Linked DNA regions of Homo sapiens: region 2 is linked to region 1. Evidence: chromatin loops called from intact Hi-C (ENCODE). Cell type or tissue: endothelial cell of umbilical vein. All regions are shown on one strand. Links, peaks and the distances in the headings refer to the core of each region. The heading gives the core; the rest is flanking DNA. Region 1 has its middle 49 kb from the start of LINC03050. Region 2 has its middle 49 kb from the start of ACTR2.

Region 1 (2,913 bases), core at 130-2,629:
CTACCCACAATGATGAGTCACCTTTGACTCTTCCCCCACCTTCTCTTCCACACACTCCACCACTATCCCCATGCCTCTGAGTTTATGGCTAAGCATTTCCATGACCTGCCCTCTCCTCTGCCTTATTTCTACTGTCACTGCCTTAGGGTTCAGGCCTGGCACACCTCTCTCCTAGATGAATGCAACAGCCGACTGCCCTCGATGACTCCAGAACGGTCCCTCTCAGATCTGTCCTCCCCACCAGCTGCTAGAGTGGAAAGTAAAAAGGTATGGCTGTTTATTTGAAAATGCAAAATCAGCCAGGCGTGGTGGCTTACATCTGTAATCCCAGCACTTTGGGAGGCCGAGGCGGGCAGATCACGAGGTCAGGAGTTCAAGACCAGCCTGGCTTAATATGGTGAAACCCCGACTCTACTAAAATTACAAAAATTAGCCAGCTGTGGTGGCATGCACCTGTAGTCCCAGCTACTCAGGAGGGTGAGGCAGAAGAATCACTTGAACCCGGGAGGCAGAAGTTGCAGTGAGCCAAAATCACACCACTGCACTCCAGCCTGGGTGACAGAGTGAGACTGCATCTCAAAAAAAAAAAAGATTCCTCACTGCCAACCTACAACTAAGACCTGTCCATCCCACTCACCTCCAATAAAGGCTGAGTTCATCTCACAGTTCATAAGCCCTCCAGGACCTGGCCTTGTCTATGATCCAGCCTTATTTCCTACCACTCTCCACCTCAACTGCTAAGCTCCAGGTTCCTTGAAAATCTGAGTTGACAAAGCACCCACTGCCATTTCACACCTCGATGTGCAGACTCCTTGGTGACATTTGCAGGACCCCAGGGGCAAGAGTACAAATGAGGCCCACGTGTTGTACCATGTGTCTGAATACAATTTTTAAATCAAGTTAACAACTGGCTCAATAAAATATTTCCTTTCTAAAATTGAGATGTAATTTGCATACCATAAAATCCATCACTTTAAAGCATACAATTCAGTTGGTTTTTGGTATTTGGTGTCCACACGCAGGACCCTGGAGGCCTGCCCGGACTGTTGGGTGAGCCAAGGCGCCCGTGCCTTATCCCTGCCAGGAACATACACCTCAGCCGCGGCACCCCTTTGGGTAATTCTGTTCCTCCTCCCACCACGAGAAGGGAAAGAGGGGGGAAAAGAGATCCCCAAGCCAGTTTGTTCCTTATGAATTGCCCTGGGAGAGAGGTTTACTCTGGGCCAACAACAAAATGATGGGCTAAAATTTTTTTAATCTTCTGCGTATTCTAGTTATTCAATTTATACTCCCCCACCCAGTGACTTCCAATCCCTTTTGCAATACACAGCAAAATACAACTCTGTCTCAGACCATATTTTTCAGATCACATTTCCCGGGGTTGTTTCAGTAAAATAGTATTCGCCGATATACAGAGCCCCTTTTCTTCCCGCATGTTTTCTCCCTATTCTCCACAAGAGGGAGCCAGCAGGTCCTGTTTGGGCCACGGCTTCTCCGCTCCTCACATCCCTTCTCCAACCAGGGCAAAGAAGACGTGGGATCAGAACCTGCGGGCGGTAAACCAAGCCCACAGCTCTCACACTGTTTGGTGAGCAGGGCTGTGTAGAACAACAGGATTTTTCAACAACTTATTTCAAGGGAATAAGAGGTGAACACCTGTTTTTGTTGTTGTTGTTGTTGTTGTTTGTTTGTTTTTTGTTGTTGTTTTGAGACAGAGTCTCGCTCTGTCGCCCAGGCTGGAGTGCAGTGGCGCGATCTTGGCTCACTGCAACCTCTGCCTCCCGGGTTCAAGTGATTCTCCTGCCTCAGCCTCCTGAGTAGCTGGGATTACAGACACATGCCACCACGCCCGGCTAATTTTCATTTTTTTAGTAGAGACGGGGTTTCACCATGTTGGCCAGGCTGGTTTCGAACTCCTGACCTCGTGATCCGCCCGCCTTGGCCTCCCAAAGTCCTGGGATTACAGGCGTGAGCCACCGTGCCTGGCGAACACCTGTTCTTTAAAAAAAAGAGAGAGGCTGGGCGCGGTGGCTCATACCTGTAATCCCAGCACTTTGGGAGGCCGAGGTGGGCAGATCATGAGGTCAGGAGATTAAGACCATCCTGGCTAACACAGTGAAACCCCGTCTCTACTAAAAATACAAAAATAATTAGCCAGGCGTGGTGGCAGGAGCCTGTAGTCCCAGCTACTCTGGAGGCTGAGGCAGGAGAATGGCGTGAACCCGGGAGGCGGAGCTTGCAGTGAGCCGAGATGGCGCCACTGCACTCCAGCCTGGGTTACAGAGCCAGACTCCGTCTCAAAAAAAAAAAAAAAAAAAAGAGAGAGAAAGAGTGATCTGGAAACAATGGAAAAAGCTTTCTGTTCATTGAAGTCCATAATAGCGTTGTATGTACATGTTTAGTGAGCACAAAATTATTCCACAAATATAAATTAACTGGTTTTAGAAAAAATACATGGAAGACATTTTTATTAAGTCTCAGTTGCTGTCCTATTTTTTTTTTTTTTTTGAGACAGGGTCTCGCTATGTTGTCCAGGCTGGTCTCCAACTCCTGGCCTCAAGGGATCCTCCTGCCTCAGCCTCCTAAAGTGCTGGGATTACAGACACATGCTACCACACCCGACTTAATGTATTTTAATGGAACACAAAACTGATTTTTTTTTTTTTTGAGACAGAGTCTCACTCTGCTGCCGGAGCTGGAGTTCAGTGGTGCAATCTTGGCTAACTGCAACATCTGCCTCCTGGGTTCAAGCAATTCTCCTGCCTCAGCCTCCCTAGCAGCTGGGATTACAGGCATCCGCCACCATGCCCAGCTAATTTTTGTATTTTTAGAAGAAACGCGGTTTCGATGTGTTGGCCAGGCTGGTCTCAAACTCCTGACCTCATGACGCGCCTCGGCCTCCCAAAGTGCTGG
Region 2 (2,913 bases), core at 272-2,771, 280 kb after region 1:
CACTTGGATTCCAGGGGCCACTGCTAACCTTAGTAACTGTCATTCTTTCCATTTCTTGCCTTCCTCTTGCAAGTGGAGAGTTTATAAACTCCACTGACTCATTTATGAAGCTCTGAGCCAAATCCGGGGCCTTGGACCACAGTGTACACCTGCTGGTCAAAAATTAAACCTACCAAGGGGAAAAAAGCCTCAACTGATCACTCCTAAAAGTGGGACAAGCTCCTCTGGATCCAAATGCCTGTAGCCAACACTCCTTTCACTCGTTCACTCCCAGAGCTTCCACTTAAGTTTCTTCATGGAAATGGTTTGCTATCAACAGAAGAGCAAGCCCTTGTGGGCACTTCATATCAAAGCACTTTTCAAATGGCACTTGGGACGCCAACCACTCCAGGCTTGGGGCACTTGACTCACTGAGTTAAATTAAGGCACACAAAGGACAAGTGCTTTTCCCAAGGCCTGTGATGAGGCGCAGGGTCAAGACAGCCTCCTAAACTGATCAAGGCTTTGAAATAGGACAGGGCTCAATGACCACCACACAGAGCCATCAATGGGTGTTGGAAAAGCAACGGTTGTATAGTCAGGAAGATGCTTGAGCCCCACTCTGGCTCTACAGCTTCTTAGCTCTGAGTCTTTGTTCTTGTTACTTTACCTCTTAAGTCTCAGTCTCCTCATCTACAAAGTGGTGATAATTCCTACTTGCATTAAGTGAGAATGCTGGCAAATGCTTAAGGTACAGTGCCTGGCACTTCACAGACACTCATAAATGGTGACCTTACAGCTTTGTCGTGTCCTCGCTGTTGTTCTCATTGCTTCCTTTTTAGCTCTCTTAATTAACGTAGGGTCTGAAGACCATGGTTGGCTCTGCCCGCAGAAAGTCAAGGAACTTTAAAAGTTCAATAAACACGTTTGAGATGCATTCTTGTTCTCCAAAAGGCAGTAAACCAAGGCAGAAAAATGCACCCCTTTTCCAAAAGGGATTTGAAACAAAGCCCTTTGGAAGCAGATGAGACTGGTAGCATGTTCCTTTGTGAGCAAGATTAGGCACAAGAATGAAGCAAGCCAGCAGTTTTCTCAAGGTATACAGTGGCACCCTGGAGAGTAAGCCCGAAGAGTCTCAAGAGTCCCCAGGCGGAAAAGCCTTTGCCTTCATTCTCTTAGGAAACTCCTAATTAAGTGAAACCTTCTGTACAAACATACCAAGATTTTTTATTAATATCATTTAGTCTGTAGCTTAATTCTTACAAAATTTCCCTGGTTTCTGATTCACATTTTTCTAAGTGCAAAAGACCCCTTCCTAAGAGTGTCACCTCAATTTCTGGAAGTGGAGCCAGGTATCTGCATTGTCACTAGCTCAAGAGAGTCTCAGGCACCCCAAAGTTTGAGAATCACTGGCCCGAGTGTTGCTAGAAATGCTCGGAGAAGGGGCGAAGGTGGGAAAAAATGGAGCACCTACGGAGACTCGGAATTCACAGTCTAAATGGAAATCGTTTACACTGATATTGTCACAAATCCAAGCTATCTGGGGTGAATGGTTTCCTGATTTTTTCTCCATAAATCAATGTGGATATTCTTGGCAAGCTCTGCTCCTCTGCAGGGTGGGCAGCTGTGAGTCAAGCTGCCTCCTCTTCTCTTGACCTTGTCTTCCTGCTTTTTGCAGATGCAATTCTTTCCCTGTCTGCCTCACAGCTAATTATTTCAGCAGACAAGCTCAGAGCCTGAAGAAAACAGGGTGTATTCTTGAAAGTAGTAACTGTACTGAAATTTAGTGGGAAAAGTTTCTCCTTTAGCCCTATCTTCTGAATAAAATCAGCTAGTGGTGTGAGCTGCCATTTGGTTTAGGTTGACAGTTAGCAAATCATGCCTTCTGAGTTTAAGGTACTCTTTAGTATTCTATTTTATCCTAACAGTTCAGGGAACTTGGGAGCAGCAAAGGTTTTTGCGATCTGGGCCAAAGTCACAAGTTTTCTAGTTTCAATGGTGGGGATGGGGGTGGAAGAACCATAAATCCAATCCTCTTTAGACTCTTAAAACATGGAATTTCATTACATAAATCATTCTCTTCACGTATTTGTTCAAAAGTGCAACAAAACAAAGCTTTCATTTAGGATATTCAAGGAAGCCTGTCTTACTGTTATTAAAGCACCTGAGGGAGGATTTGTGTTGGCTCACACCACAAATCTTAGCTTCTTTTGAATGGTATGAACAGAAAAAAAATGTTTAAGGCATAAAAGAGTTGCTATGAAATGGAAATGATGAAGATCATTTTCATGCAACACTAAGACTGGTCGGATTAACCAAAAGAAATCAACATAAAGTTGTCATACCATTTAAAAAATAGTAGCTTAAAGTCAGAAGATAGTTTTCCTCACACCACCTATACCTTGTGTTTCAAAAACACAAATGGTGAACACTGGCACTCCCCAAATCCACATTATGAACTGCATTCTGTATTAGGGGACCATGTCAGTTTTGATATCATAAGAAACATAATTATAGCAGTCATTAATGTGTGGACTGTTGGTCACCATAAACAATTCAATACTTCCACTTTTGAACAAGTTGCATCCAAAAGTTCATTTGTCAGTTGCATAGAACTTGAAATACATACATGCTCTCTAAAAGTAAAGCTACATCTGGTAGGTTGGTTTCTTGGCCTGATTATAAATCACTTTCATGTATCAAGCAGCTAAACTTGTAGCATTAGCTGTACTAGCTTGAGTTCAGGAAGCTGGAACACTGCAAGTCGGAAGCGAGGAGAAAGGAATGTTGAAATGAGCAGTTTGCTTTGGTTATTTTACCACTTCCAGCACTCAACTCTCATCTACCAAGGTGAGCTTGCCCTAAAAAGTGAGCTTGCTCTAAAAACTGAATTTCCTCAGGAACCTACCAATTTTCTCCAATGCACTCCTTAGG

Evidence for each region. Peaks named below come from ENCODE experiments on the same cell type or tissue, not always from the same donor. Only the 100,000 strongest peaks of a DNase experiment are listed, where the experiment ranks them.
Region 2: it touches region 1 in a loop (5-fold over the local background); 104 of 110 quality-filtered maps call a loop at or near these places.

The regions. Positions count from the first base shown.
Region 1 is chr2:65,551,987-65,554,899 of GRCh38, reverse strand. No RefSeq gene overlaps it. Among named protein-coding and RNA genes, the nearest start is that of LINC03050, 49 kb to the left of the region's middle. In endothelial cell of umbilical vein, for the core only: a CTCF peak has its summit at 1,458 (motif pointing right); a DNase peak (open chromatin) is centred at 1,489.
Region 2 is chr2:65,275,506-65,278,418 of GRCh38, reverse strand. No RefSeq gene overlaps it. Among named protein-coding and RNA genes, the nearest start is that of ACTR2, 49 kb to the right of the region's middle. RefSeq lists an enhancer at 2,659-2,913. In endothelial cell of umbilical vein, for the core only: no CTCF peak of the experiment used is centred there; a DNase peak (open chromatin) is centred at 1,548.